Regions from separate parts of the Homo sapiens genome. Here region 2 is linked to region 1. The links are chromatin loops, found by intact Hi-C in ENCODE. Cell type or tissue: Caco-2. All regions are shown on one strand. Each heading gives the region's core, and the rest is flanking DNA. Links, peaks and the distances in the headings are about the cores only.

Region 1 (16,064 bases), core at 4,448-12,447:
TATGTTCACTGCTATAAATTTTCCTCTTATTATTGCTTTACCTGCATCTCACCCATTTTGATAGTTGAGTTTTCCTTTTCTTAGTTCAAATCATTTTCTAACTTCTAGTACAACTTCTTCTTGACTCATGGGCTGTTTGGAAATGTGTTATTTATTTTCGAATATGTGGAGATTTTCCAGTTTTCTGTTATTAATTTCTAATTTAATTGCTAGGCAGGCAGAAAACACACTTTCTATGACTTGAGTCCTTTAAAATTTATTGACACTTTCTTCATGACCAAGACTATGGTCTGTTTTGGTAAATGTTCCTTTTGTTCTTGAGAAGAATGTGTATTCTGCTGTTTTGGGTGTAGTATCCTAAAAATGTAAATTAAATCTAGGTAGTCAATGTTTTTTTAAAGTCTTCCATATCCTTACTGGTTTTCTGTTTACTTGTTCCAGTAATTATTGAGAGAAGGTTGTTGCAATCTTAATCTGTAAGTGCGGACAAAGGATAAATGCATGAAGTAAATGATACCCCATGTTTCGTGATGTGATTATTATGCATTGCATGCATGTATCAGAACATCTCATGTACCCCATGAATATACACACCTACTATGTACCTACAAAAATAAAAAGTGAAAAATTATGTGAAAAATTATGTGAAAAATTATAAGTGTGGCTTTCTCTCTTTCCTCTTGTGGTTATATCAGGCTTTCATCTCTACTCTTAAGTGCATAAGCATTTAGGATTGTTATCTCTGCTTGATGAATTGGTCCATTTATCACTGTTAAATGATCCTCTTTATCTTTGGTAATATTCTATTCTTTGCTCTAAAATTTTCCTGGACTGCTATTAATCAAGATACTTTAGCTTTTATTTTTTAAATTTAATGTTAGCATAATATATCTTTTTCACACTTTGACTTTTAACCAGTTTATATTTTTGTATTTAAACTGATTTCTTTTAAGCAGCAAATGGTTGAGACTTGCTTTTTAATACAATCCGAACATGTCTGTCTTTTAATTGGAGTATTTAGATTATTTACATTAAATGTGATTATTTGTATGATTGGGTTTAAACATACTATTTTGCTATTTCATTTCTATTTGTCCCCTCTGTCCTTCATTCCATCCCCATTTTTTTCCTGCCTTTTTTGGATCACATGATTTTTTAAAATAATTTATTTTATTATTCTTTTTGTTGGCAAATTAGCTGTTACTCTTTTTTGTTTTATTTTAATGGCTGCTTTAGGGTTGTTGTATTCACCTTAACTTTATTCCAGTTTTTCTTCACATGATATCCTGTGTCACATCAAGTATTTAAACCTTGCAAGAGTATGCCTACATTTCTCCCCTCTTGGCCTTTGCGCTGTTATTGCACATTTGACTTCTACCTATGTTATAAATCCCACAGTACCTTGTTAGTATTTTTGTTTTAAAAAGTCAATTATCTTTACAGAGACTTAAACAATGATAAAAATGTTTTTGTATTTTCTCCTTTTGTTGCCATTTTCCCCATTCAGGACCCTTCCTGCCCACTACCTCCTTCAAAGCAGTCTTAGGAGTACTATTTATTCATTGATTTATTTGCTGTTTTTTGAGACGGAGTCTTGCTCTGTCACCCAGGCTGGAGTGCAGTGGCATGATCTCGGCTCACTGAATCTTCACCTCCGCGGTTCAAGCAATTCTCATGCCTTAGCCTCCAGAGTAGCTGGGATTACAGGGGTGTGCCACCACACCCAGCTGATTTTTTGTATTTTTAGTAGAGATGGGGTTTTACCATGTTGGCCAGGCTGGTCTCGAACTCCTGACCTCAGGTGATCCACCCACCTCAGCCTCCCAAAGTGCTAGGATTACAGGCATGAGCCACCACACCCAGCAGGAGTACAATTGAAAAACAAGGGTTACAAATTTCTCTTCTTGCTGTAGCCAGAGTTGGTTTATCTTGCTTTGCTGTCAGTGAAACCGGGGATCAGCTAGCTATTAAAAGCACGTTGAGGTTTGTTTATTACTCAGTATTGTGGGAGCAATAAAAGGACATCATCCTTCCTGAAAATCACCAAGCTCCTCACAATTTTCTGAACATTTTGCATCTCCTCTATTTGCTGAAATAGATGATGTTTCTAAAATACAATGCACCTGGAATAACTTTCATATATCCTTCAGCATTTGGGTGTTGGAACTTCCAAGAGGAGGCAATGAGACAATTTGGACACTTGTCGCCCCCTCAGTTCTTGGCATTGCCATTATACCCTGGGAGTGCCAAGGTCTTGGCAACTTCCAGACTTAGTTGTTTGAGCTGCAGGTGCTATGTACAGACAGCCCAACAGATGACCATTATGAACTTGGCACCTACAGACCAGCTTTTGGAGAGGAGAGAAGGTGTAGTCATCCCTACTGTCACCATAGGCCTTGATGCAGAATGCAAAGCTGGCACAGAAAGCTGATCTAAGCGGGCCAGGTGCCTGGTAACATCCTTTTCACATTAGCCAGCTGTTTTTTCTTGGCTGGCGTCACCAGGAAAGCTTGTCCTGATCCCATCAGACACATGGTGGTGTGCAGACATGGTGAAGCTCTGGCATAAGTAACTCACCAAGTTGGCAGAGGAACACAGGAATAGGTCAGGGTGCCCTTTGCCACTGCTGCCTGCACAATGAAAGCTGGATGTCTCCCAGAGGGGGCTGCCAGGCTTCTGGTCGACAATTCTAATCCCATAGTTCCCAAAAAAGAGCACATATAACCATATAGACACTAATAAGGAGTATAGTTTAGGCTAGAGCTTAGGAAGAAGCTACACTAAACCCAACTAACATTTACTGATTGGCACAAAGACATTGTGCCAGGGACTAAGTGTAGTTCAAAGAAGTGTGATCCATGTCCTGGTCTTTCATGTATTCAAATCTGGCTGGAAAGATGGGACATAATGGTCAAGAGGTAACTGATAATAATAAAAGGGATGACTTAATGAGGCAACACATGCATTGGCAAATGAGGATGGTAGATGGTGGGTTTTAGAAGGCAGAAATGTGCTGGTTTTTAAAAGGAATCAGACCTCATCGGTTAGTACAGAAATAGTGAACCAATTTGAAGGAGATAATATCATGTACTTAAGACCAGAAACCAAGTGTTTGAGGCAGAGGGAGGCCAAGGAGGAAGCTTAGCCTCCCTCTGCCTCAAACTGAGTCCAATAACTGAGATGTTATTGGACTACTACTGCAGAGATGAAAAACATGGGTTGTGAAGCTCTATAATTTACTGGCTGTTATCATCTTGAGCAAGTTATTTCACTCTCTAAATCTCAGTTTCTTCATCTGCAAAATGGGAAAAATAATATTACTAGGTTCTTTCAAAAAGTTGTTATAAGGATTAAATAAACAAATACATAGTAATTAAGCACAAAACAGTGTCTGACACAGAATAAATATTTGATAAATATTAGCTAATACTGGTGGTTTTATCAGTGGTAGTAAAGTATTGGGACATACCTTAAAATAAAGTATGTGACCTGCAAGATCTTAATAGTATCCTCTTTTCACATGAGGTACCTGAGGCTGAAAGATTATACAACTAGTTAGAGGCAGGGCCTGTGAGCAGACTCAGGTGTTCTGACTTCCCATCTCGTGCTCTTCCCACCACACGCCATCATAGTCTATACTTGATTTTAGTATATGTGCTGCCGAAGCGAGCACATAGCCTATACTTGAAAAGCCAGGAATGGGTAAGTGAGACCAATTAGGGGCAGAATGGGGGCAGATTTGACTTTGTTTTCACCTTAATTTGTTATTATCCTTTTGATGCTGGGTAAACTGTGATCTTTTGTTCAGGGTTCTTTATGCAGTTGCCTGCCAGCTCTGATAACCAGCTGGAAGGCAGCAGCAGAATCTGGTATTTGACAGGGAAACTGCCTAGTGCATCTCACAAGGGCCTGGCAGTCAGCCCGCACGTGGCCTGGGCAGGCGCTCCCTGGCCAGGTTTCAGGTCGGCATAAAGTGATTCATTTTTGTTGTCCATTTGAAGGAAGCAGGAGAATCACAGGGCTTTAATGAGCATATCTAATTGGAGCTTTTTCTCAGGAGAAGAGAATGTGTTCTCTCGATGTCTGTCATATGAAGAGGAAAGACAAGAATCTAATGACCTGAGCACAGCAGGGCTCTATTTGAAACACTGAAGACTTAGCTGTGGGGAAGCTCCAGGATGTCAGGAAGAAACACTTCCAGTAGAGAGGCTGCCCGAGAAAGAGGAACTCTGTATCTACAGGAAACTGGGGAGGGAAGCGTGGTTAGGTATTTTTCACTGGAGTGAGGATGTATTGGCTTGGGTTTGAGGTTTTCCAAATAACCAAAAGCAATGCAAAGTCCTCTTTCTTATTAGTTGTATACTGTAGCTTTCTTAGCTTAGTTCAGTAGGCCTAGATAAAAAGAAACAGTAGATCTAATACAATTCAGATCCACAAATGTGCATTAGGTGTTTATTACACAGAAGGCAAGAAAAATGTTTGAAAATACTGTATAAAGATGAAGTTGACGTGGTCCTTGCCTTCTGGAAACTCCCGATCTACTTGTGGAGATATGTAGTGAAATGTTATACATACCTTTTGGGGCTGCTGCTCTCTTCACAATGATTCCTTTTTCTTTAGGGACAGCCTCTGATGCTCAGATAAGGGAGGTCTCTAGTGGAGCTGTACTATGTGGGTAACCTTCCAACTCTCACTATAGCAAATTGGACACTGGACATTAGCTGAGCTGATCTATTCTCTCTCTCTCGTTTAAAACTAAAAACAAAAGAGACAGAGAGACTGGGTGTCATTGAAAATGGCAGTACAGAGAAGATTCATGAATCCCAAACAGTTCTTTTCTTTAGAAAGTCCTTCACTATTTCACTTCCTTTACCACTAGAAGACATGTTGCAGTCTTTCCCAATAATTGTTCTTTGCATAAATTAGTTTGAGTTGGCTTCCTGTCACCCACATCCAAATAAGCCTGATTCATAGAAATGATATGATTTTAAAAAGTGATCAGTTGAAAATCTGTGGAAATAGCCAGAGAGAGGGAGGTGAAGGCGAAAGAATAGCTGATATCTCTAAATGCCTCTAACAAATATAACGGGAGGCTATACATCTAATTACCCTCACAGAACAGAGCTCAGAATGCCAGAGATGTCACATACTGATGAATCGCTTGGTATTTACTAACAGTGTGGTAGAGCAAAGGGAATTCTAACTTGGGAGTCAGAAGTAATTTTCTCGGGCTAGTTTTTTTGTTGTTGTTGGTTTTTTTTTTTTTTTTTTTTTTTTGAGACAGAGTCTCACTCTGTCACCAGGCTGGAGTGTAGTGACATGATCTCAGCTTACTGCAACCTCTGCCTCCTGGGTTCAAGCGATTCTCCTGCCTCAGCCTCCCAAGTAGCTGACACTACAGGCATGCACCACCATGCCCAGCTAATTTTTTTTTTTGAGACGGAGTCTCGCTCTGTCGCCCAGGCTGCAGTGCAGTGGCGCAATCTCTGCTCACAGCAAGCTCCACCTCCCGGGTTCGCGCCATTCTCCTGCCTCAGCCTCCCGAGTAGCTGGGACTACAGGTGCCCGCCACCATGCCCGGCTAATTTAATTTTTGCATTTTTAATAGAGACGGGGTTTCACCATGTTGGCCAGGATGGTTTCGATCTCTTGACCTCTTGATCTGCCCGCCTCGGCCTCCCAAAGTGCTGGGATTACAGGTATGAGCAATCACGCCCGGACTTCTGGTGCTAGTTCTACTATTAAAAACCTGGGTGACTTTGGACATGTTGTTCCTTCTTACTAGGTCTTAGTTTCAATATATGTAAAATATACAGGATGAACTTAACAATCTTCGAGGCCTCTTCCAAGTCTATGATTATTGGCTGATATAAATAATAGATTGTGATATCCATCTACATAAGCAATAGCAAAAGTAGATCCAATAATTCAAATGATGTAGAAAAGATAAAGGAAGGTATGATGCTTAAAATTGAGTGTCAACTTGATTGAATTGAAGGATGTGAAATACTATTCCTGGATGTGTCTGTGAGGGTGTTGACAAAGGAGATTAACATTTGAGTCAGTGGACTGGGAGAAGCAGACCCACCCTCAATCTGGGTGGGCACCATCTAATCAGCTGGCAGCACGGCTAGCATAAAAGCAGGCAGAGGAACGTGGAAGGGCTAGACTTGCTGAGTCTTCCAGTCTTCATCTTTCTCCCATGCTGGGTCCTTCCTGCCCTCGAACATTGAACTCCAGGTTCTTCAGCTTTTGGACTGGTGGACTTACACCAGTGGTTTGCCAGGGGCTCTCAGGCCTTCGGCCACAGACTGAAGGCTGCACTGTTGGCTTCCCTACATTTGAGGTTTTGGGATTTGGACTGGCTTCCTTGCTCCTTGGCTTGCAGACGGCCTGTTGTGGGACTTCACTTTGTGATTGTGTGAGTCAGTACTTCTTAATAAACTTCCTTTTATATATACGTCTATCCTATTAGTCCTGTCCCTCTAGAGAACCCTGATTAATACAGAAGGGTAAAAATGGATTTATGCAAAGAGGATTTAACAGTCAATATGGCAACAGAGGATTCATTTGCCATAGATATTTTCTAAATAAAGCTTAATGGGAAAATGTGAATGTCTATGAAAACATAGTTTGATGTTACACTTGGTATGTCCTCATTAATGGAAAGTTTAGTTCAGTTCAACTCAATAAATATTTATGTAGCCTACACCAAGTACTGTGTTATGCACAAGAGATTGAGAGATGGACTAAGAAAGAGTTTCTGCCATCAGGCAGAGGTTTTCTATTGCTAACTATTTCAACAAGTTATTTCATCCTTCTCCTTCCAGTGTATGTGCCTGATAATTTTTCAATTGAAGAGAGCATCGCCAGAAATAATTATTGATGATAATATTAATAATAGCTAAATATTTTGAGTGCTTACTGTGAGTCACTGTACTAGGTATGTGACTTGCGTTATCTCATTTAATAGGTAATACATGTAAGGTTGGAGCTATTACTATACATTTTATGAATAAGGAAATTAAGGCCTAAGGAACACTTGGCCCAAAGTTACACTTCACTTTAGGCATGCCTGCCTTCAACATCCATGGTCTTAATATACTATAGGGAATTGTTTCAGTATAATACCTGTATTATAATTAATGTTTATCAAGTACTATGTGTGAGGAGCTGGGCCGAGAGTTTATAAATCAAGGTAACCTAGGTAGGAAGACATTGTGGACTCATAATTCTTTGGGACTTTCTAACCATTGAAGCTGGCCAAAAATGGAAAAGATGGACTGAAGAATCATGAGTTTCTTGCCAGTTACATATGTTGCTCTAAGCTGGATGATACTTAGAGATGTTTTAAGAATATGTGAATCCTTGTACTGGAGAAAGAGAGTTAACACAGGAAACTCCTTAGATCTCTTGCATCCCTGGCTCCTATGAAAATGCTGAAGTTGGTTCTTTAAGATGCGGCCTGGGGGGAAAACAACTCTTAGACCTATCAGAAAACCTGTCAAGGAGCATAGAGTATTACCAGGGTTAGCCACGCAATCATAGGACTTTTATCTTGCACAGACTATAGATCAATAAAATTAATGCAATCAGTTTGAGCCCAGCTTCTCATGGAGAGAAGGGGTGCAATTTCTCATGTGTGGACTGCACAATGCATACGCCTCCTGCAGCTCAAGTCAATGAATGATTTTTGCTACTTTGCAACGCAAACTCCAGTTCTTGTGATATGGCTTTCCTTGAGTGTCAGATAAAACCCAATGCTTTGGTATATTTCCTCAGCCAAGGCAAAAAGCATAGCTTAAACCAGAAACAGTACCTTGGCTACTGAATTTTCACCACTGGATTGGTTGTTCTACCAGGAATAGTAAGTATTGCTCCCACTTAGTTCATTGTCAGCCTCTGGCTTTGTTGCTGTACAGCATGTGAGCATGCAACGAGTTATTTTCTCGTCTTAAAAAACATATGAATAGGACTTCTGAAACTAGCATTTCTTGGATTTTGTAATCTTAAATGGACCCAAGCTTTAAATGCATGAATGAGCACGGGATAATATAGGAACTGTGTGAATGATCAAATGAGATGGAACCAGGGCCCAAAACTTAATATTTAGTATTTCTATTATATAAACTGTCATTTATTCGTAGCATGTCAAAGGGATTACCAGGTCTAACCACCGTATGTATAAATGGGAAAAACTGAGGAACAAGTGGAGAAAGTGACTTACTTTTCCAAGGTCACATGGACATAGCAGCAGAACTGGAACTGGAGTGAGAGACCGTGGAGATCACATTCACCCCAGGGCTCTTGTCTCTACTCTCCTGCTCACTTATCCAGTTCCACTCCACTGTGGTGGGGTCTGAGCTGTGGAGCTGGGCAGTGACATGCTTATAGGAGCACTGATGGGACAGGAAGTGGCAAATGTCTCAGCCCCAGGCTCAGAGCTGGACTAACTGTGTGGCTAATTATGGATGATTTCTCCGGAACTTTTGAGGCTCCATGCTGCTGCTGCTGCTTTTTTTTTCTGAGACGGAGTCTCGCTCTTGTTATCCAGGCTGCAGTGCAGTGACACGATCTCGGCTCACCTCAATCTCCGCCTCCTGGGTTCAAGCGATTCTCCTGCCTCAGCCTCTCAAGTAGCTGGGATTACAGGCACCCGCCACCATGCCCGGCTAATTTTGTATTTTCAGTAGAGACGGGGTTTCTCCATGTTGTGAACATGCTGCTTCTTAAGCCAATCAACGTAGGATAAGGCAGGGCCTGAAGCAATGAACAGCCGGCATGGCAAGAGTTCTTGTTGAAAGGCTTTGGGGACACAGGTGAGGTGTGAGTGAGATCCTCAAGCACAGATTTTCATGACCTTTTCTTCTGAATGTGGAAGAGGTTTGCAGTGTATCTAGTGGAAGAAAGGATAAGGAGAAAGGATGAGACACCAGGCAGAAGGTGAAGAAACTGTTTTCTTAGAGTTCTCTAGGAGACAATAAAGATAAACATATTATTTCTTTGAGGTGATGTGGTGCAGTTTCCTCAGTCTCTGTGAGGATCCGGTGTCCCGAGGCCATCTGCCAGCTTGAGAAAGCAGCTTTGCCTGTGAGAAAGGGATTAGAAGCCTCAGTCAAGGATCAAGGCAGCTAGAATGGCGGAGTCAGGTACCTCAAGGGGCTTTCTGGCAGGAGACTACATTGATAGGAATGTACAGGGTCACCTAAGACAAATATTTGTAGATGGTGACGGGGAGGAGAGGATTTTGTAGGGGGGTGGGTTCCTGCATTATGCTAATAGATTCTGAGAGCCTGAGAAATGTAAGTTATCAAGGTTAAGAAATAATGAAAAACATGAGATAACGCAGGATAAAAGTCACCGTTCCTCCACATGAGATAACGCAGGATAAAAGTCACTGTTCCTCCCTCTTTCTACCTTTCTCAACTTCCCAAGGATGCTCCTTAGGAACTTCTTTTCAAGGCTGCCCTTGATGTCCATTTATTTTTAAATATGTAATTAAATGGCTATGCAGAGGAAAAGTACCTGATATTATTTGCCATCAACTCTAAGCCCTTTGGTTTATGATCTGCTTGCTTTTAAACATTTTAAAATTGCATTTCCTTGCTATCTACAAATTGCATGCCTCTATAATAGATACTGCAAAGCATACAGCCATGAATAAGATAAGGTTCCTGGGCTTCAGGAGCTAACAACACTAGAAATGGGAGAGAAGATGTATTCACAGCTGCCATAGACTGCTGTTGTGGTGAGTAGCTTGAGTGATACGAAAGAAGCACTTTAGGAATTGAGGCAGAAGGAAGCATATCTTGCAGGTGCCAGCAAGGCTGACTTGATGGACAAGCTGACATTTTTCTTAGACTTAAACCCATCCAAGTGGGATAATTTGTTTTCATTGCAATAAAAATATTTAATTATATGAAGTGCACACAAGTGTTTAATAATAGAAATATATTTATTTCTATAATATTTGTTCAAGAAATGCAAAAATAAAATGCTGATTGTCTTCTGACTTGAATAATTCTTGGTAGACTGGTGTCAAGCAGTATGCAACTACAAGGTCCCAAGTCATCAACCCCAAACTCAGTTTGACCAGAGGGCTGTTTCTCTGCCATTCCATGTATAGTTGTTGAGATTGGATGGGGTCCAATGAATAGCACCCTTCTTGTTCACTTGAGTTCTGAACCAAAGGGAAAATAAGGCTTAAGAGTAAGGTAGGTTGGGAGCCAACATATTATTTTTCTTTTTTTTTTTTTTGAGACGGAGTCTCGCTCTGTCGCCCAGGCTGGAGTGCAGTGGCGGGATCTCGGCTCACTGCAAGCTCCGCCTCCCGGGTTCACGCCATTCTCCTGCCTCAGCCTCCCAAGTAGCTGGGACTACAGGCGCCCGCCACTACGCCCGGCTAATTTTTTGTATTTTTAGTAGAGACGGGGTTTCACCATTTTAGCCGGGATGGTCTCGATCTCCTGACCTCGTGATCCGCCCGCCTCGGCCTCCCAAAGTGCTGGGATTACAGGCGTGAGCCACCGCGCCCGGCCCATATTATTTTTCTTACCAATGAAGTTGATGTTGGAAAATGTAGTTTCTATTTATAGGCTGGCAGGCTTACTAATACTGAATCCCAGAAGTAGCAAGACTTAACCACAGCACCCCTGCTCTGTGCCTGCCCTTGTAAGACTCAAGGGATCGAGATGCAGAGCAGGTGCATGCTTCCTGCAGAAAGATCAGAACTCAGAGTGAAAAAGAAAAGATGAAGGGCCAAGAATATGCAGATTCATTTCTTAGTCCCAACCAATCAGACACAGCCCTTCTCCCCATAGGGAGGAGTAAAGAGTGGAGAGGGGACAGGGTTTCTTTGGTCATGAAGACTTCTCATGGAAGGGCAGGGTAGAGAGAGCCTTTCTCTCTCCCAGCTCCCCCACAATAATTGCCCTGAGAAACTAGCTGGAATCAGAGCAGCAGATACAATATTTATCTTATTTTCACTTCAAAGAACCTGTCACACACTAAATGAAAGGCAATGAAAAAAACCTGCAAAACAAAACAAAGATCCCCAAACCAAAGAGACATACTCTTTTGTCCTCTCTTCTACTTCCCGGAGGACACCTCTTCATTTCCATGTTTATTAAATCATGGCCACAGAAAATCCTGACTCAGTTTACCTTTCACTTCATTATACTTTAAGACTGTCATTTAATGAGTGGTGTCATGCAGAGGCATTATCTCTCAGGATGTGATGGTGAGGGACATGGGTCTTTGAAGTCAGCTATTTTTTTAGGACATGTGTCTATCTATCCATTCATCATTTTACCCCACATTGTTAGGTCCTCTTTTTACCTGGGTTGTGAGGTATGTGTGTTCGTGTGTGTGCAGACCTGTGTGAAAGAGAGAACGAGAGAGATCCTAGCTTCCCATCAGTCCTTCCTGTTCTTAGTGAGTTCCTGCTTATTCAAGAACTCTCTGGCCCACTCTAAATTCCCCAGATCCATCCCTTTGTACTCCCACAACTATAGAAAAATATACACGTATTCTTTATATAGAGAATAGCTCCATACATCTTATCCTCAATACCCACATGTTGCAAACAGATATAGATTTAATAAATGAGAATTCACACATGCAGCAAAGGATCCCGGCATGCTGACCTCTCTAGGAGCCAGTATGCTAGCTCATCAGGAAACCTGGGTTCATTCTCAACCAGCCATGCAATTTTGATAAAGTGTCCTTCAACCTCTGTGGCCCTCGCTTCCTTCTTCTGTAATAAGGGAGTAGAATTTCATTTTTTTTGTAGGTTAGTGGGTAGGACTTACTGGTTTAAATATGTAAAACATTACAATTATGCATTTTGTATTTTTCTTGTAAAAATTCAAACAACACTCAAGTAACATGAAGAAAAAAGAAGAGGCCACTTATTTATGCTTACAAATATGTATTCAATGAGTCTCTCTGCCCATCTACTCTCTATCACATTGCTTATTGATTTTCTTCTTAGCTCTTAGAATCCAAAATTGTATCTTGTTTGTTTGTTTGCTCTCCCACTTACAGTTAAGTTCTATCAAGACAGGGATTCTATCTTTTCCTCTGTCCCTCACATATAGTAGATGCTCAACAAATAGATACTGACTGAGTGAAGGATGCAATGGGCATAATACCCATTGCAGGGAAGGCCCAGAGACAGAAGAGCACTGGGTTAGGACCAGGGAGAATCATGGGTAACTGAGTAAGGAGAGCTAGGAAGCAGATGACAGGAGAAAGAGTGAAGTCACTGTCAGGATTCAGAGTTCTACAATGAGTTTATCTTCTGGGTCCTCCAAGCTCTCTAGTTTGGTTCCACATCAAATCATATTATATTGCCACCAGCAAGAAACTCATGCATGAGGGACTGCTCCATACATCCTAGGATTTGAAACTTGGTCTAGGGTTTTATTTTTTGAAAGTAGCTCTTAGCACATCTATTTTATATTTCACTTTCAAGAAGGCTCGACTGCTCTTTAAATTCACAACTTATTTTTCTAGATTTGTTGTGATTTGACTTTATTTGGTCACTTGGAGTTGGAAGAACTTAATAGAGTAGCTTTTCAGAAACCCATTATGGTGCATTATCCACTTTCTGTGAGTTAACCAAAGTACAGATTTCTCTAACAGTTAAAAAAGGAAGGCCATGGTTCTCCAGAACCATTAAGGTATGTGATAATCTCATTAAATTTCTTGGTACAATTAGCTACTTCATTTTCCTTAAGGGATATTCATATTCTCTCCAATTAAGGTATTTTTAGCTTTTCTGAAGTATGTAAATTTCTTTATAAAAGGAAAAAGCTCCATTTATTTTTGTTGCTTGAACAAATTCCATTTATCCCTTCCAATAATTTTAGGTGTATGTTTCTTACTTGGAAATATAAATGGCATTTAAAGGTCAAGGAATGATTTATTTACAGCACTGATACCTCATTGAGAAAGTGCTGAGGCCTCTGAATTCCAGCATCTTGTCTATTGTGAAGAACATCAGTCACTGAGTGGGAAGAGCAGGGAATCTTTAATCAGGCCTGAGTTCAGACTGCAGCCCGAGCCTGGCTGCCTATCCTTGGAGAACCTCCTAATCAACCCACTTCTCACTATGGATTGCAGTTGCAAGAACTGCTGGAACAAACTTATTTTTGCTATTAAAATGGAAATCAACAGAAAAATGTGATTTTTAAAAAATGATAATTTTTCAAGAGCATTTAGCTGCAACAGAAGTACCTAAATTCATTAGATATATTAGTGAGGTTAATACACAAATTCTCACCGTAAAGGACCATCTTACTATTGTTATAGGAACAAATTTTAAGCAAAACATAATTTAACATATCAGTTTGTAATCAATATCTGTAAACATAGAAACTTTCTAATCTCTAAAATCTAAGCTGCATTTTTCGTCCTCATTCCAAAACTTTGTTCTTTGTTGCCAGTATATCACCATTAGACTAAAGAAACTCAAAGTGGTTATAATTGAGATGTTATTTGATTCTTATTTTAGCCTTAAGTTAGCATATTAATAAAACAGCATATGAGTGTCCTGCTGTTTAAATTGTAAGCTAAATTTTCAGAATGGGCTTGTAGCCTAGTAACAACAGAGACTTATTGGAACATCACTAACTTTTCTCCATGACTTAGGCCCTTTATTATTATTTATAAATAAATAATAAATGTATTCTTCAAGCTGTAGTTTTGGAGAAGAGATTAATATTGGAGGAGAAAAAAGAAAAAGCAAGAGAATGGAAGGAAAAGAAAGAAAGGATACAGAGAAGTTCAGAGAAGTAAGGAGAGAATAAAGAAATTTTAAAAAAAGAAAAGAAACACCGAGAAATGTTTTTCCTTTTCTAGGCCCTAAACTGCCTTTTGAGTCATATAGTAATAATAGAATTGCAGGGCCTTTTTTTTGGTAACAATCCATTTCATTTTATTTTATTTTAGGAGGTCTTTTTTAAAGAAAAACTTTATTTTGAAATAATTATAGAAATACACAAAGTTGCAAACATAGTACAGAGAGGTCTAGTGTGTCCTTCCCTCAGTTTTCTCCATTGGTGCCGTCCTATTTAACTAGAACACAATATTGAACCTAGGAAATTGCCATTGGCACAGTGTGAGTGTGTACAGCTGTATGTCCCTTTTCACGTGTAGATTGATATGTCTACTGCAATTAAGATACAGAAGTAATCCATCACTACACTTATCCCTCTCCTTCTACTTCTTCATACTCACAACTCTCCCCTTTTCCTCTTTCTCTCATCCCCCCTGCCCCTTTTATTTTTTTGGGACAGAGTCTCCCTCTGTAGCCCAGGCTGGAGTGCAATGGTGTGATCTCGGCTCACTGCAACCTCTGCCTCCCGGGTTCAAGTGATTCTCCTCCCTCAACCTCCCAAGTAGCTGGGATTACAGGTGCCCACCACCACGTCTACCTAATTTTTTGTATTTTTAGTAGAGACGGGGTTTTGCCATGTTGGCTAGGCTGGTCTTGAACTCCTGATCTCAGGTGATCCTCCCACCTCAGCCTCCCAAAGTGCTGAGATTACAGGTGAGCCACCACACCCAGCCTCTTCCCTCATCCTTAAATCCTAGAAACCTTTGATCTGTTCTATCACTAGAATTCTGTTATTCCAACGATGTTACATAAATGATTTCATACGATATATAGTTTTGAGATTGGCCTTTCCTACTCAGCATGATTTCCTTGAGATTTATCTTTCTTACTGTTTGTGTGTATTGATAGTTTGACCCTTTATGTTGCTAAATAGTATTTCAAGAATTGTGTTTAAATGAGCTGATGATGCTAAAATGCTCTTTATGCAATAAGGTAGTTTAAATAACCCTATTCTAACTCAGAAAATCAGTAATCCTATGTGACATAGTCAATTTGTTTCATAGAGGCCTCCGTGCTTTGCACATGCTAGGTGCTCTCCTACAAGTGCCCATCTCGCAGCAACCCAGTTCACATCTCAGCTTCGCAGAATCCCTCGCTGATCCTTGTAGTTGTCTGGTTCATTCCTCTCTCCCATGCCTTGTCCAAGGAGTTGTTGCAAGCTTGTTCTCCTCTGCGCTCCCACTGCATCTTGCTCTTACCTTTATCAACTGTGTGTCCCCATGTTTGTTCTCTGGTGTTAGACTCAGTGCCTTTCGGGGTAGGGAGCATCTTCTTGCAATCTCTGACAATGGCCTGCTCTCAATAAATGTTGGTTGTATTGACTTTGAGCTTAAGTTAATTAGGCTATGGGTTCTGACTTTGCCGACACATGGAAGTCACCTGGGCAGGCTTAAAAAAATTCGGATGCTGGGTCTCACCTGCAGAGATTTCAACTCGATCAATCTTAGGTGCAGCTAGGACACTGGAATTTTAAAAGCTCTGCAGATGGTTCTAATGTTCAGTCAAGATCTGGAACCACTGCCTTGGTCAATATAAAGAACAAAACCACTGTATTAGATAGGATTTAATCTATATAAGAAACACTGTATTTGGTTGTTCTTTTTTTTTTTTTTTTACTTGCGCACGGTACTTTTTTGTTGTCATTGAAAACAAGCATTTACTTGCATTTTGATGTTTAGATGTCTCCTATTGTTAACAGAAAGGTTTTATGTTTGAATCAGAATACAATCTTGAGAATTTTGCCTGTCACTTTGATTCTATGGAATACATTCTGCAGGCAGGAAATGTGTGTGCTATACCCTCCATAAAATTTAAATCAATTCAAAACCCATTTCTGAGGCTTCTAAAAGTAGTCATTAACCAGTGGTTCTCAACCTTGGCTGCACATTAGAGTCAGCTGGGGAGTTTTAAACATTCCAACGCCCAGGCTGTACCCCACACCAATTAAATGACATTCTCTGGAGATAAGAGCCAGGCACCAGCACTTTGTAAAGCTCCGCAGGTGATGACAATGTATCGCCCAGACTGAAAAACCATTGTCCCGAATGAACACAGTTCCTAGATGAATACATTCCTAATTCATCTTTATAAACATATTCATTAACACTTTTTTGTTTACATAAATTAACTATTATACTAATTGGGTGAAAAATAGAAAGTATCC
Region 2 (12,032 bases), core at 4,033-12,032, 130 kb before region 1:
ACAAAAATGTGAACGTACTTAACACTACTAAACTGTACACTTAGAAACTGTGAAGATCGTAATTTTATGCTATGTGTATTTTACCACAATATTCAAAAAAAGGAAAAAGATATATTTAGGGATAAATTATACGTCTAGGTTTGATCTAAAATAATCCACGGTGGGGTAGAGGTTACAGAAAAAACAAAGGTATATGGGGGTTCATTATACCAGTCTCTATTTTTATATGTTTGAAGTTCCAAAATAAAGTTTTAAATAATGGCTTAGCCCAACAAAAAATATTTTTTCCCTTTACTAACAGGTTGCTTTGCTCTTACGTAAAAATAAAAAGCATCCTATTTTTTGAACGCTAGCAGCCCTAAGATCTGCTTTACCTTTTGCAGTTCTAGAAGGGACACTGCTTCTCAAACTTGAATGTGCATCTGAGTCACCCTGGGACCTTGTGGAGATGCAGTTTCTCTTCAGTAAGGCTTGGGTGGGGCCTGAAATGCTGCACTTCAAACAAGCTCCCAGGTGCTGGTGCTGGTTCACGGGTCCCATACTGAGGAACAAGGCAACAGGGGACGCGTAGGCTGCAAGCATTTGCAAGGGGAGAATCTAGCAAGGCTTTATTTAAATTGCATATCTGGGGACTAGAAGGGCACCAACACTGCTCCTCCGTTCTGGGAAAAAGTCTCCCGGCTCCTTTGCACCCCAGCACCAGGCATCACTATCCACTTAGTGAGAACCTCTAAAATGGAGAGCATCATACAAAAACCTCCTAGCAATCAGCTTTATTCCAGCCTTACACTTAAATCTGAACTCCTTAAATAGCCATGAAAATCTAATGCCCTGAAAGATTCTCCTCCTCAATCTATTAAGTAATGACTAAGCCAAAGAAACACATCCAGAAGCCAAAGTGCAGAGGCCCAGGCAAGAGCTGGGAATCATTAACAAACTATAAGAAGGTTAAACGCAGTATATCTTGGAAGCTCTAGTAAATTCCATTAAAGAAATAACATTCATTAAAGCACGCGCGCTCCTAAGCAACCATCAACATCTCTGAAGAATCAAAAGAAGAATTTCTACCCATAGAAAATCTTATCCACAAAATACAGTTATTTCCTCTAATGTTTTATGGTTGTCAGGTTGACTTAACCAAAGTCTTCCGTCCTCAGAGAAATGCTCTATTATCTGGTAGACTATGAATGCCTACAGGACAGGGATTATCACTGACAATTCTTAAGCTCTTACCATATGATCATACAGCTCCCATTTATTGTGCTTTCGAGGTGAGCACGAAGCAGTTTATATGACTTATTTCACCTAAAACATTCTGTCACTAAGGTATTTTATTTATTGAGTCTTTACTCACTAAATCCCTCCCCTCTTTGCAAGTATTTTTCCTAAAATGTTAATTCTTAGCTTCTTTCAGCAGAATGATGTAAAGGAGAAGGTGCTACCCTCTTTGACCTGTGAACTCCAGACCAAGCTATCTAGAGTCCAGCTCTGTCACCCAGGCTGGAGTGCAGTGGTGCGATCTGGACTCTGGTAGAGTCTAAGGGACTCTATCATCTCTACCAGCTCAAATCATGCCCCTTATGGTTCACATATGCATGACAGGGAGCCAGCCACTGGGAGGAGCATGGAAAGAACCCACCCAAGTCCCTGCCTTCAGCAAGCACGCAATCCAGTGGAAATGTCACCAGGCAGAAGAATTAAAATCTATTTATGATGTATTCAACAAACAGATACACACACAAATATACAGTTAGTTCAGGCAGGCAGAGAAACCCTTCTGACAAAAGGGTTAAGGAGTTCTCTATTAAGATGGTTTCTCTATTAAGATGGTTTTGGGGCTGGACCTTCAAAGAGTACTTATAACACATAAAAAAGGGAAAAAATGAACTAAGACACTGAAGCATGTGAGAACAGACTGGTGAGTAGCTTGGAATGGCTGGAATGCACAGACCCAGAGAGCAGGAGCTCTTGGCAGAAAAGAATTCAATGGGCTGCTTATTACAGGAAGTTGATTTGCTCTGAAGCTCTAACTTTGCAATTAATACTTAATTTTTACTTGATAGTGTTATTCTTTTTAAAAAGTCTTATTGTACCTAGCTCCAGCAGCATTTCCCTGAGGCTGCAGCCTCTAGGGAAATTACAAGACACTTGCCCAGGCCAGGTCCTACCTACCTCTGCTGGCCCTAGAGTTTATCACAGGAAGATTTTTTTTGTTTTTAAATGTGTAAATACAGTTTCCAGAGGCTTGTTCCAGGGTGACTCTCAAGCCCAAGCCAAAATACCTAACAAACAAGAAAAATCCATGTATGCAGAGTATAAAGATGTGAAAAGTGTTTTGTGAACTATTTCTAAAGCGTGCAACATAACAAGAAAACATTATAACTCTTATCACTGCTGGGACTGAACTCAGTCCAATGACCTCCAACAGAAAAGAATTAAGGTCCTGAACACCCACATCCAGAGTCAACACTTCGTTTAACAAAATAAAATAATAAAAGTGTTGCTTAGTCAGTTAGGAAAAAAAAAATCCAACGGTAGACACCAGAAATGACTTCACTGTGAAGGACAGATTTCCAGAAATAACACATGTCTAATGCCATTTCTGAAACTACAGCTAGGCAGAAAAAACAATTCTTTTTACCTTTATTTATTCCCAGAATAACAGAAACAAGAACCAAGAGCAACCTTTTCTTGACATCCTTCTGGTGTTTCTGGAAAAATATCTCCTTGCAATAAATAGTGGAGCATGTCCCTGCTTCCCTCACAGAACAGGTATGTAGGTCCATTTTTAGTATATAAAACTAGCTAATGGTAATATGCAAACAGAAATTCTCATCATTGTGTAGATGATCTATTTGCACTGATCACAGATGCCAGGAGAAATTCCCAACATAAATAAAAAGACTAAGAAGGTTTTTTTCCTGGTATTTTCAAGGCAATATACTTAGGGAAATCATAATTTGAGCATATCTTGGAAACTCAAGACACCAAATAAACAAAGAGCTTGTACTTGTCCTTTAAAGAAAGCCTGGGTTTTAGAATGGGGCAGGCTTAGCTTGTAAGGTCTGATGGGGCATCAGGACAAAAGCGAAACCTGAACTTCCCACATGATAATTTTCTAGGTATAGAAAAAGTCTGATGCAATCTGTTCTGTAAGCAATGATTACAGAAAAAAAAAAAAAAATCCTACCTATAAAGTTCACAGTTGGCATACCCTGCCATTCCCGACTGTGCAGGTACAAACTCATCAATTTTGAAAGCCATGAAGCCAAGTGATTGTGCTATCTGGTTAAAAACCTTTGAAACAAACAAATTTCGGCAAAAATGATACATGCTCTGAGGATATGGCATTACGTCATAACGATCCTCCTCACATCCTCCATGGCAGGCGGTTATTGATATAAGATGTACGTGCTTCTCAGGAGTCCCTAAATACTAGGTCCACGCAGAGACATGGGGAGAGGAAGAAAGAATGGTGATTTTAAATATTACTCATAAAAACTCAGTTTATCCTGCGTGGGGGAAGAAATGATAGCAACATCTCCTACCCCAGTCTAGAGTTGTATTTTTAGAGGTCATGTTCACTATTTCTTAGCGGCTTATCTCAAAGAAAAGGAATACCACGCAGGGGGAGACTTATTTAAACTACAAAACACACATCATCTTCTGACTTGTACAAAGTTCTTATAGAAGTTTTCTGGTCACATTAATTGGGTGAGTCATTTTATCTCAAACAGGTAGGTGTATTATGCAATTTTTCATGAGAAAACATAAATACAGATTTACATATGGTCACCTGAATTTTTAGACATTGCCATCTAATTCAACCATGCATTTGTAATACATTGAAGGCCGAAACAGGACAAGGCTGCAAGCCAAATTCAGACTGCAGGCAGCCGATTCATAACATCTGGATTAGAATAATTAATGTAATAGAACAAGAGCAGGAAAATAATTAATAAATAGAACAAAATAATTAATGTAACAGAACAAGAGCAGGAAAAGCTGGTATCATAAGAGGCACTGGAAATTTGCTGTTTCCAAGCTGGTAAAAGAAAGGCAAAAGAAAGGTATTTGCAAATCCATTGCAAGAGAAGAGAGATGGTAGGAGTCCTCCCTCTGCATAACATTTTCAAGGGCTTCCCTTGCAGGCTTAGTGTGATACCAAATGAGGTTCTAGATGACACTGTTTAACATGATGCCTGGCACCTAGCAAACAGCCAATACATGTTAATGCTTTTATTACTGTTATTAAGATAGCAAAACTTAAATGGGTCTTCCACACCAGCTACATGACCTCTGGTAAACTACTTAACATTTCTAGCTCAGTTTTCTCATCTGTAAAATGTGTCGGCACAGACCAAGCTTCAATAAATGTCAGCTGTTATTACTGGTATAGAGGTGATGGGAAGCCCTTCCCAAAAATGTGATCCATGAGAAAAGAAAAACTCTAAAAGCTGTGAACAAAAGGCAAAGTTTTAACAAATTACATTCCGATGGTTGATTCGACTTTAGGCCTATTATTTAACCCACCTGCACTTTTACTGCTTGGTTTGTAGAATGGAGAAAAACAAACTCATTTACTTCATAGGGTAAAATCATCTTGTACATTCTCTTGTGTCAAACAATGATTACAATTATTAGCCCAGATATTAAATATTAACACTTCTATTCCATGACACACACCCATGACGACCACTCACAAATTCATGTGGCACTGGCAGCTCCTTTGGCCCACACTTCAGGAATCGTGCTACATAACAACCCCCACTGCCCGTGAGGCAGGGTCCATCTTCAGCTCCCAACGTGCTTTCACACCCAGCAGGCTCACTGGTCCCCACATCCAGTGACTGGGAGTTCAGATAATTTTGTCCCCATTTTACAGATGAGGATTTAGACACTGGGTCTTTGAATTAATAACCCAAAGCTCACCCTAGGTTATGACCTTGCCTGCCTCTAGTAGCAAATACATGCTACAGAGAAAGGCTCAGAAAAAGTCTTAATTTAGGAGTTTGCTAAACTTCAGTCATTGCTTTTTTTATTTTTATTTGGGATAGAGTTTCGCTGTTGATGCCTAGGCTGGCATGATCTCAGCTCACTGCAACCTCTGCCTCCCAGGTTCAAGAGATTCTCCTGCCTCAGCCTCCTGAGTAGCTGGGATTACAGGCACCTGCCACCACACCTGGCTACTTTTTGTATTTTTTTAGTAGAGACGGGGTTTCACCATGTTGGCCAGGCCGGTCTCGAACTCCTGACCTCAGGTGATCTGCCTGCCTCGGCCTCCCAAAGTGCTGGGATTACAGACGTGAGCCACCGCGCCCGGCCATAGTCATTGCTTATTAATACAGCTGGTACGAGCAGACCCAGGCTAATATTATAGCAACTGAAAAGCAGAACGTAGCTCTATAATTACCCTAATGTTTCTAACAGAATTACACAAAGGGCATAGAATTATGTACAAAAGGGGGAAAATTGTATTAGACACCTCTGAACCTTTGAAATTGTATTACTTAGAACCTTGGCAAATGAGCAGTAAGTATTTAAAGAAGATTAAGATGAATTTTCCTTTTGGTGTCCTACTTAATTTGCACGACAATATTTGGCTTCCACAGTCAATGTAAACTGCTCAGGGCCGCCTTGGTGCCTTCCAAGACGCAGTTACATTCAGCCCAGCCAGCTGCCCAGAGCTTTTGCACCACCAAAAGCAGCAGGGGCCAAGTTACCAACCTCCCAACGCAGGTCAAAGCACCCCTGGAGTTTAATGAGTCACTCTTCTGAGAGCCACAGCCAGCGATGTGGGTTTCCCCATGTGTCAAGTGACATGACGTCTTTACTTCTTCGAATGAGAACCGAAACTGCGTTCCAAACATTTCCTTGAAATATAAATCACTGCCCTCAAACCGACCACCACTGCAAATCTCTACATCTAACCCATCATTTCAAAAGTATAGCTACCTAACACAGGTTTTGATATCAGTAAGAGGCAACTCTACTTACGGAGTCCTAAAATCACAGACCAGGAAGGGAAGCCTAATTTCCTCAATTTATAGTTGGGGAAAGTGAGGGCCAGAAAGAGGAGGTGATTAGCTGAAGATGACACAGTAAGTGACAGAAGAAGGCTGCCAACACCCCTTGACTGTATGGGAAAACATCGCATTTCCTCAAACATCTGGGAAACATCCTTAACAATTCTCAGCACTTAGCACTTAGCCTCAGGTGGGCTTCACTGCCCATTTCTCAGGGTCCAGTCCAGGCATTCCCCCGTGTCCAAGCACTTTTCTCCCTTTCGAAACCAGTGCATGATTCCCGTCCCCCACATCTTTAAAGAGCCACCTCTGGCTGGGGGGTGGCTCATGTCTGTAATCTCAGCACTTTGGGAGGCCCACGGTGGGAGGATCGCTTGAGGCCAGGAGTTTGAAAACAGTCTGGGCAACATAGAGAGACCCTATCTCTACTACATATTTAAAAATTAGCTGGGTATAGTGGTCTGTGCCTATAGTCCCAGCTACTGTGGAGGCTGAGGCAAAAGGATTGTTTGAGCCCAGGAGTTAGAGGCTGCCTGAGCTATGATTGTGCCACTGCACTCCAGCCTAGGGAACAGAGACAGACTCTGTCTCTAAAAAAGAAATAATTTAAAGAGCCACTCTTGTTTTCCCATTCTGTTCCCTGTTCAAGCTCTTCTCTCCCCAGCAAATTTTTGTTGTTTTTGTTTTGTGTTGTTTTGTTTTTGAGACAGAGTCTCGCTCTGTCACCCAGGCTGTAGTGCAGTGGCGCAATCTGGACTCAAAACGACCTCTGCCTCCTAGATACAAGCGATTCTCCTGCCTCAGCCTCAGGAGTAGCTGGGATTATAGGCGCCCACCACCATGCCTGGCTGATTTTTTTGTATTTTTAATAGAGACGAGGCTTCACCATGTTGGACAGGCTGGTTTCAAACTCCTAACCTCAAGTGATCCACTCGCCTCGGCCTCCCAAAGTGGTAGGAGTATGAGCCACCCCACCTGGCCTCCAATGGATTTTTGAGTAGAACGTGGTTTCCGCAGCTTTTTGCCCAATCCTGTACCTGGCTTCCCTTGAAGATAAGCACAGGGACTATTTTCACCTGAGAGGTCTTCACCTCTCATTTTAATAGGGAGGCAACAGGTAACTGGAGAAACAAACCTGAGAACATGTAAAAGCTGCCAGTCTTACAAACATTTTGCCCATGTCCATAACACAGTGTCATTTTTTTTTCTGAGAAAGCGATTGGAGTTTCCACTTTATTGCTCAAACTAGAGATGAATCTCCGTCCCTCCACCTTCCACCATTCTTTAAGAATCCTTTTGCTGCTTCCCACCCCATTCTTCCATCTCTCACCTGAGTAGCAGGTGCATGCATTCTAACTAGGGTGTGCCAATTTCACCAGGCAGCTCTCCCTCAAGGGAAACCTCCCTTTAGGCTTTTTCTCACCTCATCACAACACAAAAAGATAAGACTGATAAGAAAGACAAACATTGATAAAGAAATCTCCTCTTTGTCTGACATCTCAGAGCACATTCCCGAGCTCGTCTCATCTAAGAGGGTTCTTTGGGCATCAAACTCATCACCAACTCTTTTTTCACTAACCCTCTCCACATAACCAGCCAGTCCTACACAGAAGCACGAATCCGGTGGCCTGGGTTGGGGGGGAGGGGGCCAAGGGGGCCTGCTAGGGAATCACTCCATGGCTCCCGCTTCTCAAGGGGCCTGAAGGAACAGGAGTGTTTTCTTAATACCATTCCTTCTGGTCCAGTGCTCACCTCCTTCATTTCACCAGCAGGTGCCCAACCCATGTCACCACCTTCACCCTCAAGAAGATTGGTGGAATCTTAAATCTCACATGCAGACTTTCAAGAGGGAGTTCCATACTCCCACACCCAGACATAGTCCCCCATCATCTCCAAATCAGGTCTCTCTCAATTATATCTCTTCTGTTCTAAGTAAAAATTACTAATATAAGCATCCGTTTGAAACCTCAGCTTTATTTCAATCTGTTTCAATCACTTTAATCCAGCCAGGCAAGAGGTCCTCAATCAATGAAGCCAACGACTCACTGCAGAGAGGCAAAGACTCTCTTCTGCTTCTGAAGGCCCACTTGGGCTTGGTTTACAGAGTGGCTGGAATAAGCACACTGTTTGGCCAATTATATACCTTTTAAAACATCCAGAAAACTATTAAAGAAAAAGAAAATTTCATTCAGTTTCCTGGAAAATCTAGCTTTTGTTTATTTATAAGACATTTAGAAAATCACTAGAAACTTCATTCTACCTACTCAAGTTGTTGGGTTTTTGGGGTTTTTTTTTGTTTGTTTTTTTGAGACCAGCTCTCACTGTGTTGTCCCGGCTGGAGTGCAGTGGCACGATCCTGGCTCATTGCAACCTCTGCCTCCCAGCCTCAAGCAATCCTCCCACCTCAGCCTCTCAAGTAGCTGGGACTACAGATGTGTGCCACCATGCCTGGCCTAAGAAACTGTTGAGTCAAATTCTTTGCACAAAGAATCACACTAGACCTTTATTCAGACAACTTTATGCTACTTCTCTTTTTACAGGCAACATACTAATTCTACTTAAGGAGACGGAAAAAAAGGATTTTCCACAAAAACGTGGAAGAGAAGAGCAGTTTTATGTACTCCGCTGCTCGTTTAACATACAACACATGCATTAAGTTAATCCTTACAACAACCCTATGAAGTTGGCATTCATCCTCTACAAAACCTTTTTAAAAAAACATGGCTATAAAATTAAAAGATGAAACATTCTTTTATCCCTGTTACAATGACAAGGAAACTAACGTTCAGAAAGGATAGTTTGCCCAAGGTCACACAAGCTGTCCCACACAAGCTGTCCCACACAAGCTGTAACAGGTAGGTCTGCCTGACTCCAAAGTCCACGTTCTTTCTTCCCACTACACCACACAACCCAGCGTCCTTCGCCTTTTTTTGTTTCAGAGATGAGGTCTTTCTATGTTGTCCCCTGTTGTGCAGTCATAGTACACTGCAACTTCGACCTCTGGGCCACAAGTGATCCACCCACCTCAGCCTCAAAGAAGCTGGAACAACAGGTGCATGCCACCACACCCAACTTTCCTTCATATTTACTTCTTCTGTGGCACTGATGCCTACCCTCCCTTCCAGATCCACAAGGACAAAAGCACTGGTATTGTTCATCTCAGACAATGAAAACTTAACACAGAACCACAAATTTTGCCTACAAAGACATTGCCACTGGAAACTAAGTCTTCCCCTACTGGCCCAGTATCTTGTTAGCAGTTCATGGATATTAGCAACACCAAAATAATTACCATCATTGGCTAGTTACTGAGTATCTCAACAGGCAATAATCCAGCTAGAACTCTGATATTCAGAGAAAAAAGTTCCAGCGTTGGTGTGTCTTGGGTGTCACTGCAGGAGCTTGCTTATGGCTGTGGGACCCCCTAGGAGGAGCAAAGAGCATGGGATGAAAGGAGCAGAGCTGCCTCCAGACACAACCTGCGGAAGAAACGGCAGGCGAGAAAGTGAGGGAAAACCTATGGTTCCCTTCTCAGATTTCTAAAATGAACCATCAAGGTGAAACAAGACATAAATTCCTCTATGGAAGGAGGAGAAGAGAGACAAGGAAAGAGAAAACGGGGAAATTAATAGCAAACAAGTTCTGCAACTTGTAGCAAACAATTTTCCCTCGGTAGATCAAACAACCTCGTGGGATCCATGAGGTATTTATTAGAATGTGGTAACAGGTGACAAAGGTTGCATAGCTTGTTCAAAGTCGTCAAACTAGTCAGAGAGGCTAGTTTGATGCAACAAACTATGCAACAAACAGAACGGTTGCATAGCTTGTTCAAGGTCATCAAACCAATGAGCAACAGTGGAAGACAAAGACCCAGGTTTCCTGACTCCTGACCCCAGGGCTCCTGCTCACAAGCCTCTGTGGAGACTGACAGGAGGCCCCACTAACCAAGGGTTAGGTCATTAGGTTTTGAGTTCCCATTTTACCAGTAACTTGCCATAAGATAGAGATTAGTGAGGACTGTGACAAACTGAAGAAAATGTGGCACATCTAGAGGAGGCAGCTGCTATTCAGTCCGGGTGATTATGGCCATATAGGAAATCACGTCTAGTTCTTCTCATTTTTCAAGAAAATCTCCCAGCTTTTAAATATTTGCTCCAAAATTTTAAAAACAGCATGTTGGTCAGATCAAACACATATGGGGGAGGGGTGGAATGAGCCCACAGGCAACCAGTTCCAAATCTGACGTATGTAAAATAAAAAACCAAAGGCCGGGCATGGTGGCTCACACCTGTAAACCCAGCACTTTGAGAGGCCAAGGCAGGAGGATCACTTGAGCCCAGGAGTTCAAGACCAGCCTGGCTAACATGGTGAAACTCCATCTCTACTAAAAATACAAAAATTAGCTGAGAGGGCATGTAGTCCCAGCTACTGGGGAGGTGGAGGTGGGAGAAGCACTTGAGCCCAGGAGCTGTGATCATGCACTCCAGCCTGGGTGACAGAGCAAGACCCTGTCTCAATAAAAAAAAAAATTTTAAAAATAAAGGACCAATACTAATAGCTGGTTCCTGACTGAGAGACCACATGGGCATGGAGGTATTGGTGCTATAGTATTATCTCTCATGCAAATATACTACTACTTTTTAAGTATATGTAGATGCTATTAAGATAAAATTTAAAGTAATTTGCATAATTAAATTCACAGTAGCATTTTATAACTATTTATTTTTCAAAAAAAAAAACTGACAGCAAAAATACAACCAAAAACACATGAATCTCACGTATTTTTTTTTTTTTTGGAGATGGGATCTCACTATATTGCCCAGGCTGGTCTTAAACTCCTAAACTTAAGCATCCTCCTGCCTCAACCTCCCAAGCAGCTGGGACTACAGGTGTGCATCACTATCTCATACTTTTCTTAATTGAGAAAAAAGAAATTCTCATATTTAGAAAAGGTTGGGAATAACTGGACTAGACAATTTCAAAAGATGTCAGTCTTATAATTTCATGATTATATGCTACAAAGAGGTGGGAGACTAGGAAGGAAAGATAAGTTCCCAAAACACATCAAGGTATATACTTAAAGCTCAGAACACACACAGCCATCTTAGTGCCTCATCATGAATGGTGAACCACCCAATTGCCCAAGTTCAAGAACGAAGGTAAAATAGCCAACGATACCAGCAATATTTGTTGATCTGCTTTTCAGGCAATTAAAAAAAAGACAGAAACAGATACACAAAAGGCCATCATTGAGTTTCTATGGCAGTGTAAAATACCAGACATTAAGCACAAACAATTGCAAATTCATAACCGACTGGTGCAACTAAGAAACCTGTGACGCTAGAAGGCCAGGGAAAAATTTGACCTGTTCTAGGCTGGCCCAAAAGGCCTCCCCAAGAAGTGGAGATTTGACAGAGCTGAGATCTCACGGATCAGTAAGAGTTAAGTGGGATGAGAGAGATGGGGCTTTCCATCAAAGGCCTCTGTGGGCAGGAGGATGTGCTATTTTCAAAGAACTGAAAGGCCAACGTGGTTGAAATGAGAGTAAGAGCTTCTGAGAGTTCAGTGTGTGGATGAAGAGGCAACAGGAAAAAGAGCACTGAGGCCCTCTAAACATGTTCAGAATGTTTGTGTCTTTACCTTAACATATAATGCAAGGCCAGTACCTCACATGGTGCCTATCTCATAGCAGGCATACAAGAAATACATGGTAAAACGGAAGTGGTTATAGGAGAGGAAGCTAGAGATGTGGGCTGGAGCTGGGTTTCCAAGAACCTTGTAGAACAGGCTAAGGAGTTTGAACAGCCAGGCGCGGTGGCTCATGCCTATAATCCCAGCACTTTGGGAAGCTGAGGTGGGCGGATCACTTGAGGTCAGGAGTTCGAGACCAGCCTGACTAACATGGTGAAACCCCGTCTCTACTAAAAATACAATAATTAGCCAGGCATGGTGGCGGACGCCTGTAATCCCAGCTACTTGGGAGGCTGAGGCAGGAGAATCACTTGA

What was found. Hi-C counts contacts between places; a loop is a spot of excess contacts. Peaks named below come from ENCODE experiments on the same cell type or tissue, not always from the same donor. Only the 100,000 strongest peaks of a DNase experiment are listed, where the experiment ranks them.
Region 2: it touches region 1 in a loop (6-fold over the local background); 1 of 110 quality-filtered maps calls a loop at or near these places.

What each region holds. Positions count from the first base shown.
Region 1 is chr3:193,012,626-193,028,689 of GRCh38, forward strand. No RefSeq gene overlaps it. Among named protein-coding and RNA genes, the nearest start is that of MB21D2, 100 kb to the left of the region's middle. In Caco-2, for the core only: no CTCF peak of the experiment used is centred there; a DNase peak (open chromatin) is centred at 9,166.
Region 2 is chr3:192,887,418-192,899,449 of GRCh38, forward strand. The region is part of intron 1 of MB21D2 (Mab-21 domain containing 2); the gene reads right to left. Among named protein-coding and RNA genes, the nearest start is that of MB21D2, 24 kb to the right of the region's middle. RefSeq lists an enhancer at 5,679-5,988. In Caco-2, for the core only: no CTCF peak of the experiment used is centred there; DNase peaks (open chromatin) are centred at 7,464 and 9,804.